Linked DNA regions of Homo sapiens: regions 2 and 3 are each linked to region 1. Evidence: chromatin contacts called from ENCODE Hi-C or POLR2A ChIA-PET data. All regions are on one chromosome and are shown on one strand. Each heading gives the region's core, a stretch centred on a gene start or an enhancer-like site at or near the end of the contact. The rest is flanking DNA. Distances are from core to core; before and after follow the strand shown.

What was found. Hi-C counts contacts between places; a loop is a spot of excess contacts on that map. ChIA-PET counts read pairs that join two places held with the same protein, here RNA polymerase II (POLR2A). Pooled maps may share reads with other maps.
Region 2: a map of B cell shows a loop between it and region 1 (5-fold over the local background). The contact joins the promoter of CCDC86 here to the promoter of SLC15A3 in region 1. A Hi-C loop is called at or near these places in 7 of 168 maps with a recorded cell type or tissue (B cell, GM12878, IMR-90 and 3 more), 14 of 37 single-sample maps with no recorded cell type and 13 of 50 pooled maps. POLR2A ChIA-PET finds 5 or more read pairs at or near these places in 3 of 52 experiments (activated CD4-positive, alpha-beta T cell, activated T-cell and naive thymus-derived CD8-positive, alpha-beta T cell).
Region 3: a loop to region 1 is called in a map of CD14-positive monocyte, with 5 times the contacts of the local background. The contact joins the enhancer-like site here to the promoter of SLC15A3 in region 1. A Hi-C loop is called at or near these places in 1 of 168 maps with a recorded cell type or tissue (CD14-positive monocyte), 3 of 37 single-sample maps with no recorded cell type and 8 of 50 pooled maps. POLR2A ChIA-PET finds 5 or more read pairs at or near these places in 7 of 52 experiments (B cell, BJ, CD8-positive, alpha-beta T cell and 4 more).

What each region holds. Positions count from the first base shown.
Region 1 is chr11:60,949,724-60,954,010 of GRCh38, forward strand. SLC15A3 (solute carrier family 15 member 3) reads right to left here and starts at 2,453. Exons shown (of 8, transcript NM_016582.3): 1 at 1,271-2,453. The coding sequence starts at 1,828. RefSeq lists silencers at 1,736-1,895, 2,216-2,445 and an enhancer at 2,626-2,765.
Region 2 is chr11:60,840,113-60,844,399 of GRCh38, forward strand. CCDC86 (coiled-coil domain containing 86) reads left to right here and starts at 2,001. Exons shown (of 4, transcript NM_024098.4): 1 at 2,001-2,770. The coding sequence starts at 2,013. CCDC86-AS1 (CCDC86 antisense RNA 1) reads right to left here. Exons shown (of 2, transcript NR_182293.1): 2 at 1,694-1,868. RefSeq lists enhancers at 1,091-2,290, 2,197-2,426.
Region 3 is chr11:61,026,563-61,030,849 of GRCh38, forward strand. LOC105369325 (a long non-coding RNA gene) reads right to left here. Exons shown (of 2, transcript NR_188502.1): 2 at 2,301-3,833. Among named protein-coding and RNA genes, the nearest start is that of LINC02954, 27 kb to the right of the region's middle. RefSeq lists an enhancer at 1-186 and a silencer at 2,115-2,174. Within about 2 kb of position 1,974, at least 4 of the 41 ENCODE cell types and tissues checked have a DNase peak (open chromatin) inside an H3K27ac peak, as active enhancers do; they include CD14-positive monocyte and CD8-positive, alpha-beta T cell, where a contact is called at or near this core.

The sequences.
Region 1 (4,287 bases), core at 1,203-3,702:
CCTTTATGAGTATAATATGTGCAATCAAAGAACATTTGATAAACTGAGACAAGAAGAAAGTGCAATTAGTCCAGTGGCCTGATCATACCACTGTGACAATCTTTTTCCAGTTTCCTTTCGTTGACACCTCGTCTTTCCACATGGCTGCAGTCCTATCTGTATGCAGTCCTGCCTCCTGCTTTTGCTCATTTACACCATATGTGGTTATTTTAATAATATTACATTTTAGTCTAAATTATTGTCTAATATCCCACTGGGAACAGCTATCAAAATATAGCCGTGTTGTTGGGCATTTACTCATTCATTTAGCAAATACTTATTAAATTTCTTCTACGTGCCATGCTCTGTTCAAGGGGGAACGGAGAAAGGCTCAGAGGTTGAGCTAAGGGAGAAGACCAGGCAGCCCATTCAGGATATAAATGAGTTCTTGCCCATGTGGCTCCAGCTAGTGAAAGGCAGAGCTGGGATCTGAGCAAGTCGGCCTGACAGCCTCTAGCACTGCTGGTAGGAAGAAGCTGGCTTGCTCCTGCCCTGCCCGCACATCCCCATAACACACAGAGAGGAGGTTCATGGTGGGACCTGGAGTCCAGCTGCCTTTACTCGGCTCCTCGACCCTCCATGTCACCTTGGGCAAGTTGATTAATGCCATGAAACCTCTCAGTGTCTTTCTCTGTAAAATGGGCATAATAATTCCTACTTCCTGGGTGGTGAAGAGTATTAAATCAGTTAAACAGTGAAAGTGCTTAGCATAGGGCCTGCAAGTAGCTCAAAAAAGACCAACCTGCCTGGCGTGGTGGCTCATGCCTGTAATCCCAGCACTTTGGGAGGCCTAGGCAGGTGGATCACCTGAGGTCAGGAGTTCAAGACCAACATGGTGAAACCCCACCTCTACTTAAAAAAAAAAAAAAATTACAAAAATTAGTTGGGCGTGGTGGCAGGCCCCTGTAATCCCAGCTACTCTGGAGGCTAAGGAGGGATAATCGCTTGAACCCGGGAGGCTGAGGTTGCAGTGCGCTGAGATCGCGCCATTGCACTGCAGCCTGGGCGACAGAGTGAAACTCCGTCTCAAAAAATAAAACAAACAAAAAAACAACCATGGTTATTCCCACTGCGGTTGCCATCGGTTTTGCAAGGGCTAGCCCCCCTCTTCTTTCAAATCAGGAAACTAGTGCAGGCAGGGGACCTGGTTTGTCCCAGGTCACGCTGGGGGCCAGCCCTCCTTCCCTCCACACCCGCCGGAGTATGCCGGGGCAGGCCTCCTGCCACTCACCTGGTCGGCACCGAAGGAGGTGAGGTTGCTCCGGACGGAGCTGGCGGCCAGGCCGAGTAGCAGCAGGCCCGCGTAGAGGACGGGCGCGCAGTAGGGGCTGGGCGAGGAGCGCGGGCAGCCGGCCGAGGGGCAGGCAGGTCCCAGCGGCGACGCGGGCATCTCTCCGCAGAAGGAGCTGCGGCCGTCGGGGAAGGCGGTGGCGGGCAGCAGGCCCGAGGCGGCCAGGTAGAGCAGCAGGCTGAGCGCGACCGCGCGGTAGCGGCCCAGGTACACGTCGGCCAGCCAGCCGCCCACGGGCGCCAGCAGGTAGGAGGCGCCCAGGAATACCAGCGCGGCGCGCGTCGCCTGCTCGCCGGTCCAGTTGAAGTTGGTGCTGTTGAGGTACAGCACGAGGTTGGCGGTGACGCCGAAGAAGGCGGCGCGCTCCAGCATCTCCACCAGCAGCACGGCCGCGCCCGCCGCCCGCCGCCACCGTCGAGGGCCCCGCGCACCGCGAGGCAGCAGCGGCTGGCGCTCCCCGGGCACGCGGGGCTGCTCCCGGGCGCGCGGCGCGGGCATCCTGGCTCCGGGCTGGGCCCCCCGCGGCTCTTCTCTCCTCTCCTCTCCCCGCCTCAGAGCCCTGCACTCCTGCCCCCGGGCCTCGGCCCTCTCCCCCACCCAACTGGCTGGCCCTCCTTTCTCACCGCTTTGGCCCACCCTTCCCTCCTGTCCCCTCTCCCTTTCTTGCCCTACCCTTCCTGTCCCTCCGCTCACTACCCGGACTCTACCACCTCCTCCCTAATTCTCAACTCCCCTCTCCCTTCCCCCACCCCTAAGGCTTCCTCCCCGCGCCTCTCCTGCAGCTGTTTCTCCCTAACTCTCCCCTCTCCTCCCTCCACCTTGACCCTTCCTCGCACTCTTGTTCACACTGCGACCCTCCCTGCTTCACTTCGCTGCCCCTCCGCCTCCCTTTCCCCTCCCCGTTTGTCGCCCCTTCCTGTTGTCCCCTCTCCTTATGACTCCTGGCCTGCCCTGGGCGTGGGGTGGGGGCTCCCTCTGCCCCAGTCACCCTGCTGCCCCTTGCCGTCTTCTCCACCTCCTCCCTGTCCCCCTCACCCCCACTGCCTACACTCCCCTCTCAGTCCCCTGCAGCCCTCCCCCCAGGCTCAGCCTCTGTCCCTCTCTCGGCTTCTTGAGAAACTCTGGGCTCCCCTCGCTTCCCCTTTCACAGGCCCTATCCGCAGTCCCCTGCCTGCATCACATGGCGCTACTGGGTGTTTAGGAGAAGTGAAAGCCTGGGTCACAGGGCTCCTGCCCGGTCAGCTTTCTAAAAACCTCCCTCCTTCTCTACCTCTGCCTCCTACCCCAAACCCCCGCTGCTGGCCTCCTTAGAGCCAAAAAATTCCAGGAGGAATTTTTTCTTTCAGTTTCATTTCTCGCCAGGATTCCACTTTTGCTTTACCCTCTTCCAATCAAACTCCACGCCTCCACCCGAGGCGCCACGGGTAGAAAGAAGTGGAAAGGCTACCTGCATCATTTGGTCACACTCAGCCATTTCACAGATGCAGAGACAGACCCAGTGGGGCTAGGGCAGGAAGGTGGAGAAAGATTGGTTCCTGGTAACTGAACTAGGGGTGAAGCCCTGCCCCGGGCTCCTGAGTGGCAGGGAAATTCACAGCGCAATTCGGATTGCACAGAGGCTGCTGTGAGGAAGGAAGTGGGGCACTTTCAACAAGCCTGCGGGCCATAGAGGACCACAAGTGAGTCGGGATTGAGAGGGACACCGACCTCAGACTAAATCAGAGTCAGCCTCAGAACTCCTAAGCACCAGCCCCACCCTGACCTAGGAGCCCGGGGGATCTGGCCTCTGCTCTCCTCTGATCTCATCTCAGCCCCATGTTCACTCAAGTCCAGCCAGCCGGCCTCCCAGGTTCCCCTTCCATGCTAAGCTCCTCCCTGCCTCAGGGCCTTTGTCTTTGCTGACCCCTCTGCCATAACTGCTCTCCCTCCATATCCTTGCATGGCTGGCTGCTTCTCTTTATTGAGGTTTCAGCATATATGTCTCCTTTGTAGGGACCTTCCCTGATTTTCCCATCTAAGTAGTTTCCTACTGGATTCTCAGCATCCCCCATCACATTGTCTTGTTTTAATGTCTTCAGAGCACATATTACTTGTTCAGTTAGCACCAGTAGAATAGGCCCTCCATCAGATCAGAGACCTTTTCTAACTCTTCACTGTTTTATTCTCAATGGCTTCCCAGTGCTTGGCAAATAGTAGGTGCTCAATAAGTATTGCCTGAATCAATGAATGGAAAGAGTGTCCCAAGGCAAAATTTGTAAGAATAATAATATCAGGAAAGCTAAAGCTAAATAAACTGAGTCTCACAAAAGCTATAGATACCAGCAAAAAAAGCACTATAGATACCAGCAAAAAAGCGAGGGATTTTTTGTTGTTGTTGTTTGTTTGTATGTTTGTTTTGAGACGAAGTCTCACTCTGTCGCCCAGGCTGCCATGCAGTGGCACAATCTCGGCTCACTGCAACCTCCACTTCCTGAGTTCAAGCAATTCTCCTGCCTCAGCCTTCTGAGTAGCTGGGATTACAAGCGCGTGCCATCACGCCTGGCTAATTTTTGTATTTTCAGTAGAGATGGGATTTCACCATGTTGGTCAGGCTAGTCTCAAACTCCTGACCTCATGATCCACCTGCTTCGGCCTCCCAAAGTCCTGGGATTACAGTTGTGGGCCACTGTAAGTTTTTAACATGTTAGAGAAGCCAGGCCAAGAGGATGGTGAGAAAGCAAAGCCCTCCATCCCAGGTCTTCCTGCAGTCACTGCAGTCAGGACCATGTGCTCTCGTGAGGTGGGCAGAGCCTGGAGGAGAGAAGAGGAGACTTCAATGGAGCTGCACCATCCCTCGACTTGGAGGAAGCTTAGGTCATCAGCTGTGACGGTATGGTGACGAAGTTCAGATCACATCAGATCCAGCTCCTTCCTCTCTTGGCAAGATCACTAGGCTGGCAGATGAGCTCAGACTTAGC
Region 2 (4,287 bases), core at 751-3,250, 110 kb before region 1:
GCCAGCTACTCAGGTGGGAGGATCCCTGGGGCCTGGGAGGTCAAGGCTGCAGTGAGCTGTGATTGTGCCACTGCACTCCAGCCTGGACAACAGAGCAAGACCCTGTCTCAAAAATAATAATAATTTTTAAAAGAAAGCAAAGGAGTGTAAGGAGACAGGGTCCCAACAGCGATCGCCACACCAGGCGCTTCTGAAAATTTCAGGAGTCTCCTCTGGGCCTCTGCACACCATGTATAATGACAATGACAAACTGAGCTCATGTGGGAGTAGGGGGTTCTGGGCCAGAGCCCATCTGATGCTGAGGTTGACAAAGTGCCTCCAAATGTCTGGGGGCCACCCAAAGGCCTCCTCTAAAACACATCTCCCTCTCTCTGGTGAAAACCTGAGATCACCCTCTGAAGTATTTCAGGCTAGACTAGGATATGATCCAATCGGCACTGGAGAGTGATCCCTCCAGCTGGGGACAAGAGCTTAGGAGGCAGGGCAAGCCAAGGGGGACTGGAGCAGGGCAGAGGGGCATACAGTCTCCTCCAGCACTCTGGCAACACCTGCCGGGCTTGGTTCTGAGTGTCAGATCATTGGGGTCTCCAGGCAGGGGCAGGGCATTTAAGGAACTGAATGGAACTCACTCCTCTGACAGTTGGGGGGTGGAAGAGCTGGGCAAGGAGGTGTCCCGGCTGCTTCTGCTGTGGACAGCTGCATGGCCGGAGAGGAGCAGTGAGGCAGGCAAAGCCCCCCTGCAGGGGTCTCCTTGACTCAGGAACATGAGGAAGATGAGGACACTCTGATCCCTGATATTCTTGGACAATTTCCCAGGCCCTCTCACAAGCCCGCAGCTGGAGAAACAATGGTTTCTAAAAGAAACCACTGGAATGTCAGACGGGGCCCTGGGACCTTTAATGGCCAACCCCAGGCAGTTCCAAGAATTACACAACTGGGCCACTTCCAAGATGTTCTTCCTAAGAAGCATGCTGTAAGTAAATCAAAGCCCCACTCCTAGGTCTCACACGAAAGTCTCCACAGCCCCACATTCCCCAACCCCACATCCCGAGAGTCTTCTCTAGGCCTTGGGAGGTCCAGAAGTCAACACCTGCTCACTGGTGAGGTCCCAAAGTGCTTAGTAAGCAAAGTACATTTACAGGTGAATAGCAAGGGAAGGGAGGGGAGGCGAAGCAGGTTCACACACGAGCAAAAACCACTGTCTGGGCTGAAAGGAAGATCGGAGATGATCCAACCCGTTTCTAGAACTGGGGTAGAAGAAGAGGGACGTGGGAGGATATGCAGCTGGTCGAGGGCCCAGGTGAGCCACAGGACAAAGGTGGTGCATCTTATTGGTACCTCAACTTCCCTCACAAACGTTGAAAACGCTGAAAAGGGAGGGAGAGCTATGGATTATATACGGAAGCACAGGACGGAAGAATCAAGAGTGTGAACAATTAACACAGAAAAGACCGATCTTCCACCTCCAGGACCCCCAGGTAGCAGTCCCTCAGGTAGGTGGGAGGAGGACTCTGACAGGATCATTTGGGATGCACGAAGCTAGTGCAAAATGACCCCTATTACAAATGAGAAAACAGGCCCAAGGAGGGCAGGACTCTGCCCAACTGCACCGGAGTTGGCTGCAAAACATCCACTGGGCCTTGCCTATGGGCTCCTCGGACCTTTTTTCGACTCTGTTCTCTCCCTGAAATGGGTCCTCCCACTTTCCCTTTTCTACTTGCTCGCTCTTCTTTCCCCAGGAAACTTTGCAAGAAAGGCAAAAGCGAATCCCAGGAAAAAGACTGGCTCATCAATCACATGTTGACTGCGCTCGCGCGAATTGCGCATGCGCATGCTGAGCCCCACTCTCCCCAACCCCGGTCCCGCCTCTCCACCCCTCACCAACATGGCCGCCTCAGCAACAGCCCCCCTCCTGTGCGTCACGGACGCGGCGACTCCTGACGTCATAGGAAGGCGCCGGTTTCGGCGGGGGCTGCACGTGCGCAGGGGTGTGGAAACTTACCGGCTGAGCCATGGATACACCGTTAAGGCGCAGCCGACGGCTGGGAGGCCTAAGGCCCGAATCCCCCGAGAGCCTCACCTCAGTTTCGCGGACGAGACGGGCCCTTGTGGAGTTCGAGTCGAACCCAGAAGAAACGAGGGAGCCCGGGTCTCCTCCGAGTGTGCAGCGGGCTGGCCTGGGGTCCCCCGAAAGGCCGCCGAAGACAAGCCCAGGATCACCCCGTCTGCAGCAGGGTGCAGGCTTGGAGTCACCCCAAGGGCAGCCAGAGCCAGGCGCAGCGTCCCCCCAGCGTCAGCAAGACCTACACCTGGAGTCGCCTCAAAGACAGCCAGAGTACAGTCCTGAATCCCCACGATGTCAGCCGAAGCCAAGTGAGGAGGCACCAAAGTGTTCTCAGGACCAGGGAGTACTGGCCTCGGAGTTGGCCCAGAATAAGGAGGAGCTGACCCCGGGGGCCCCCCAGCATCAGCTACCGCCGGTCCCAGGATCACCAGAGCCTTACCCCGGTCAGCAAGCTCCCGGTCCGGAGCCCTCTCAGCCACTACTGGAGCTGACACCCAGGGCACCTGGCTCCCCCCGGGGTCAGCATGAGCCGAGCAAGCCACCTCCAGCTGGGGAGACGGTGACAGGCGGCTTCGGGGCAAAGAAGCGAAAAGGTTCTTCATCCCAGGCCCCAGCGTCCAAGAAGTTGAATAAAGAGGAGCTTCCTGTAATCCCGAAGGGGAAGCCCAAATCGGGGCGAGTGTGGAAGGACCGCTCCAAGAAAAGGTGAAGTGGGGGACAGCATGGACAGGGGTGGCGTTCTCTATGGTGTTGGGACCCCGCCTTTGCCCTGCTGCAGCCTGGAGAATAGCCCCAGGGTTAGAGAGAGCTCACGTTAGTGGGGATGTTAGCAAACAGGTAATTACAATCAGAATGTGGTAAAATGCCCTGGGATCCCGGAGAGGGTGGGGCCAGGCCCTCAAAGATCAATTTCTCTGATGCCTTTCCTCCTCAGGGTCCCTATGGGCCTCTCCTGTAGCACCTCAGGTCTGTATTCGTTCAACAGACATTTACCGTTGTCTGCCCTCTCTAGTGAGAGAAGCAGAAGCAAGTAAACCAGCCATTACTTGATCAAAGCAGTGAGGTCTTCATCCAATATAGTCTATTACAGTTATTTGCCTTTAAGATAAAAAGTATTACTGAGCACTGATTATATAAGGATTTACCAGTCAACAGCCTTAATAAGGATTTACCAGTCAACAGCCTTTCAAACATGGAACAGCATGTGTCATCACGCTTAATCTGCACGTCAGCCCTGTGAAGCAGGCGGTGTTATTATTCCTGTTTTTTGTGTGAGGAAACCAAGGCTAAATGAGTGGTAGGCACAGGACCTGAGCACAGATCTGATTCCGAAGCCTGTGTGCAAAAAACCCCTTTACCCAATCCCTGTAGATCCACCTTGAATTGGATTGCGACCTTCTTAAGGGGCAGGCACGAGATCTTTCTTGTCTTTCTGTGCCAAGGGCATAGTAAATGCCCAATGAATGCTTATTTAATGAAGGAACGAAGTAGCTCATCTGAAGAAGGAAGAGTGTAGGCTGCCATGAAGGAGAGGTGTGGGATTCAGTTCCAATTCGAGCTAATGGGAACCACAGGGGAGAGTCAGGGATGTATGCCTGTGAGGGACCATGAGGAAGGAGGGTGTTTTTAAGGAAGAAGCTGACTCTGTGCCAGGCTTCGTGCTAGGCCCTTTTCTTGTATCCTTAAAACCCTAGGCTGTGGATATTATCCCCCCACCCCTGATGAAACAGAAGAAACTGAGGCTTACAGAGTAATTTACTGCAAGTCTCCCATGGGAGAGACTTTGAGGCTAGAGTGACTGTAACTGTTGGAGAAGTGGATGATGGCACTACCCCTCTGCCCTGTCCCAGGGGGTCACAGGAGAATGGCAGGGCCGTTGATGGCCATGTGGAACTGGAGGAGGCTGGTTCAGGTGGGAAGAGGGTGATGAGCAAGTTGAGCGGGTGAAGCTTGGGGTCCTGGTACTCACGCTGCAGGTGGGGAGATGGGCTTGCTGAGCTAGAGGGGGCTGGGCCCATGCAGAGGTGGGGAGAAGGGAGGGGCCCACACAAGACACAGGATCAGCAGCTGGAGCAGAGTAGGAGGCCACAGATCACTTGACCAAGAAGTCTGGAGAGAGGGTGTGTGGTTCCAGCTCCCTGCCCAACTGCAGACCCGTCCTGACTCACTGTTGCTCACTCAGAGCATGCACTCCAGACTCCTTAATGAGGCCGGCAGGCCCA
Region 3 (4,287 bases), core at 724-3,223, 76 kb after region 1:
TGCCTGAGCAGACAGTGGAAGGCAGGAGCAGCCAGACAAAGCCTTTGTCTTCCCTGGCCCCGAACCCCGCACTTGCTGGACCCCTTACATTGTGGCCTCACTTAATTCTCAAAACCTCCCAGAGCCTTAAGGTCTCCTAACGTCTGTTACCTTCCCTGTGGGAAAAGTGAAGCCCAGAGAAGTCATGGGACTAGTTCAAGGTCACCCAGCTAGGACCAGGGGAGCCAGGTTCACAGCCAGTCAGTGCAGCTACCACGGGGCAAGCAGGAGGGCGGGGAGGAGAGAAGATGGAAAGGTGATAGGCTGGAGGGGGAGAGGGTGGGTGGGAGGCCGGGAGACCATGACACGTTCTGTCCTGGGGAAGGATCCCCCACCCCCTCCGCAGAGGACCCGGGCCCTATCCTGGCTGAGGGCAGGTGCCCCCTCCCTGGCTCCCTTCCCCCAGCTCGTCCCACTTGCCCAGCCACCCACCAAGTGCAGAAGGAGGGGGAGGGGAGGGAGTGGTCCCCAGGGCCATGGGCTCTGGCTGAGATTCATTTTCCTTCAAGCCCCCTGCTCACAAAGAGTCCCTCTACCTGCGAGGTCTCCTGCCTCCCCTCCCTACGCTTAGCCCGACCAGGCCCACAATCACTGCCTCCTCTTCATTCTTCCACACAGTGGGGAGACAAAATGATCCTCGTCCAGACACTCACAGACACATTCCCCTCCATGGCCTCCAGGTCACACACACGGCTCTCCCTAGAAACAACAGCACTGGGTCCATGGGGCTCCGCTTCCTTCCCATGGCCTCCCCTCTGGGGTGACCATCCCTCCCTCCAGGCCTCACTCTCTGCCCTGGTTTCAAGGCAGGTGAAGGCTGTTTCTTATCTGAGGATGAGATACTAAAATAACTGGGGTCAGTAGCCCCCCTCAACTTTTCTGCATAGCCAAGACACAGCAATACCCTTCATCGCATCACTCCGATAGTCACCCTCTTTTCCCCCTTCTGTGGCCGGTGCCGTGACTTCCTGCAGTCTGCTCTGCGTTTGCTGCCCTTGCCTGCAGTCCTCCCACCTTCTTGGCAACCTGAAGACTAGGTGGGTGCATCCTGCGTGCAGCAGGAGAGACTCGGTACATGCTAGAGATGTACAGCCCCAGACGCATGTCTGTCCCTGCAGGACCCTCTCAGCTCATGCCCACGCTCACCCTCTAGCAAGAACAACCCATCCTGTAAGAGAGCCCTTCTGTGGTCCAGGGCCAGGCAAGGCCACCCACCGCAGCCTTTCGTCCCCAGGCCACCTACCCTGGGGATAGCTAGTGTAGGGCTGGAAGCAGCCAAGTCCTCCTGCTAACATCAAAGCCCCTCTGGCTGTGGGGACCCCTCTGAAGTACATGGGTGATGGCAGTAGCATTAACCCTGGAGCTCTGCCCAGTAAAAACCCCAAGATCCCCTCCCTCCCTTCCTGTTCCAGGAAACTCACCTCTTCTGCCCATACTCAAGTCTTCCTACTGCTTTGTCAAGCTCTCTTCTCCTTTCCTGATTTTATGGCTTGTTCTTTCTTTCTTTTTCTTTTTTTTTTTCTGAGCCAGGGTCTTGCCCTGTTGCCCAGACTGGAGTGCAGTGATATGATCATAGCTCACTGCAGCCTTGACCTCCCAAGCTCAATCAATCCTCCTACCCCAGCCTCCCAAGTACCTGGGACTACAGGCACACGCCACCACTCCTAGCTAATTCTTTCTTTCCATTCTTTCTTTTCTTCCTTTATCTCGCTCTCTTTCTCTCTCTCTTTCTTTTTCTCTTTCTCCTTCCTTCCTTCCCTCCTCTCCTCTCTCTCTCTTTCTTTCTTTTGACACGAGGTCTCACCATGTTACTCTCAAATGCCTAGGCACAAGCGATCCTCCCACCTCAGCCTCCCATAGTGCTGGGATTACAGGCATGAGTCACTGTGCCCGGCCTGCCTGTTCTTTCACTGAGACATGTTTGAGATTTGTATGCACCTTGCACGCACCCAAAAGCACACTTTCCTCCCAGCCCCTCACTAGTATCTGGCAGAGAGCCCAGAACCCTGACTCTGCCCCCGAGAGTGAGCTCCCTGCACACAGGCTGGCACAGCCTTGTGTCACCACTTTATTGACTGTTCTTAACTCACTGACCCAAGGCCTGACCATCCCAGTGGGATGAAGCCCCAGGGGCAGAAGGAAGTTGATTTAAGGCAACATTTGTCAAAACTGTAATCCATGTACATCTTCACAGTTTTTGCTTTATCTGTAGACCATTTGTTCTTTGGGTCACTTGATAGTTTTTCTTTAAGTGGACTCACTTATTTAAAACTTAAATTTATTTAAAAAGGAATTTTTAGACATCTTAAAAAATATCTGGCAGGTACTTTTCAAAAATGCCAATGTCATAGAATACAAAGACTCAAAAACTGTTTCAGATGAAAAGAGTCAAAGAGGCATCCCGAGTGAAGGCAAGGCATGACCTGACGTTTTCTTTTGCCATAAAGGACATTACAAGGACAGGCAGTGAAACAGGAAGGAGGTCTAGTGACTACAGGGTTATATCAGTGTTAGTTCCCTGATTTTGAAAAGTGTACTATACTTATGTAATAAAATAGTCTTGCTTTTAGGAAATACACACTGGAGTACTGACACATTTAGAGGTAAAAGAGGCCTGGTGCGGTGGCTCACACCTGTAATCCCAGCACTTTGGGAGGCCGAGGCAGGCGGATCACCTGAGGTCAGGAGTTCAAGACCAGCCTGGCCAACATGGTGAAACCCCATCTCTACTAAAAATACAAAAAATTAGCCGGGCGTGGTGGTGGGTGCCTGTAATCCCAGCACTTCGGGAGGCTGAGACAGGAGAATCGCTTGAACCCGGGAGGCAGAGGTTGCAGTGAGCCGAGACCACGCCATTGCACTCCAGCCTGGGTGACAAGAATGAAACTCTATGGCAAAAAAAGGAAAAAAAAAGAGGGATCCCAACTGAACGCAAGGCATGGCCTGGGGTTTTCTTTTGCCATAAAGGACATTACCAGGACTGGCAGTGAAAGAACAGCATGCTTTTAAATAATTCAGAAAAAAAGTGTGTGTGTGTGTGTGTGTGTGTGTGTGTGTGTGTGTAGGTAGGTAGGTAGGTAGGTAGTTTGGTGGGGAAGGTAGGGGGAGACACAGAGAGAGAGATTGGGAGAAAATATTAACACTAAGGGAATCTGGGTGAAAGGCATCCAGGAACTCTACTATGCTCGCAACTTTTCCGTATGTCTGAAATTGAATTAAAATTTAAAACAAACTCAAGGGAAGCTACATTGCCATTATAAATGGAAAACCAGTATCACTTGGTATACGTTGAAGATAATTGTAAAATAAAGTAATGCTGTTACTTTTGCTGGACACATTCGTCCACTAGAGTCTGAGTCTAGGACCCGCCTGTTCTTGGTTCTGTGTCGAGACGGGCAACGATGAGAGGGGTTAAAGACATCCTCGAACCAACCCGAGACACTCTCCTTTCTGTCATGAGAAGGACTGGTGCAGAGCTGAAAAGGGCATCATTTTCTCACTGTGTGATTCTGTGATCTTCAGAGTCCTGTCCTATGGCTTCAAGTTCAGGAACATTTGTTTCGTGAAAGTTTAACTGACACTGTCAGGGCCAGTTCCAACATGCAGCCCTGGCTCTGAGAGAGAAAACATGGTCCCTGCCCTCAGAAGCTCAACAGCGTGGGCAGTCATGGGTCCTGGGATGGAAGAGCTCGCTTCTCTGGATCCCAAAGTTCCTGGAGTCCCAGGAATCCAGAGGGGTGATTCAGGGCCAGCAGGTACCCCAGGAGCAGACACCCAGCAGTAGTGGCTCAGAACTGGCGAAGACAAAAGAACATCATCAGTGTGCGAGAAGTAAGGTGGCAGGAACTGGGCCCACAGTCTTTCACGGGGCAGCCTGATGCCCTAATCCATTTAGTGTTTGTTCTGATTCTTCCTGCTACCCGCTTCCCATTCTGCTTCCTTCTGACTGCCAAGGCGCCTTTCTATCCATCTTTCTTCAGGGCATATTTCATTTTCTTAATTAACTTTTTATTTTAGAATCATTTTAGACTTACAGAAAAATTGCCGAGTCATTTTGTACACCCCATACTCAGTTTCTCCTATTGTTAACATCTTACATTAGCATGGTAAATTCATCACAATTAATGAACCCATATTGATACATGATTATTCACCAAAGTCCACATATTATTTGGATTGCTTCAGGGTTTCTGTTTGGCTTGGTTTGGTTTGGTTTGGTTGGTTGGTTGTTGTTGTTTTTTGATTGCT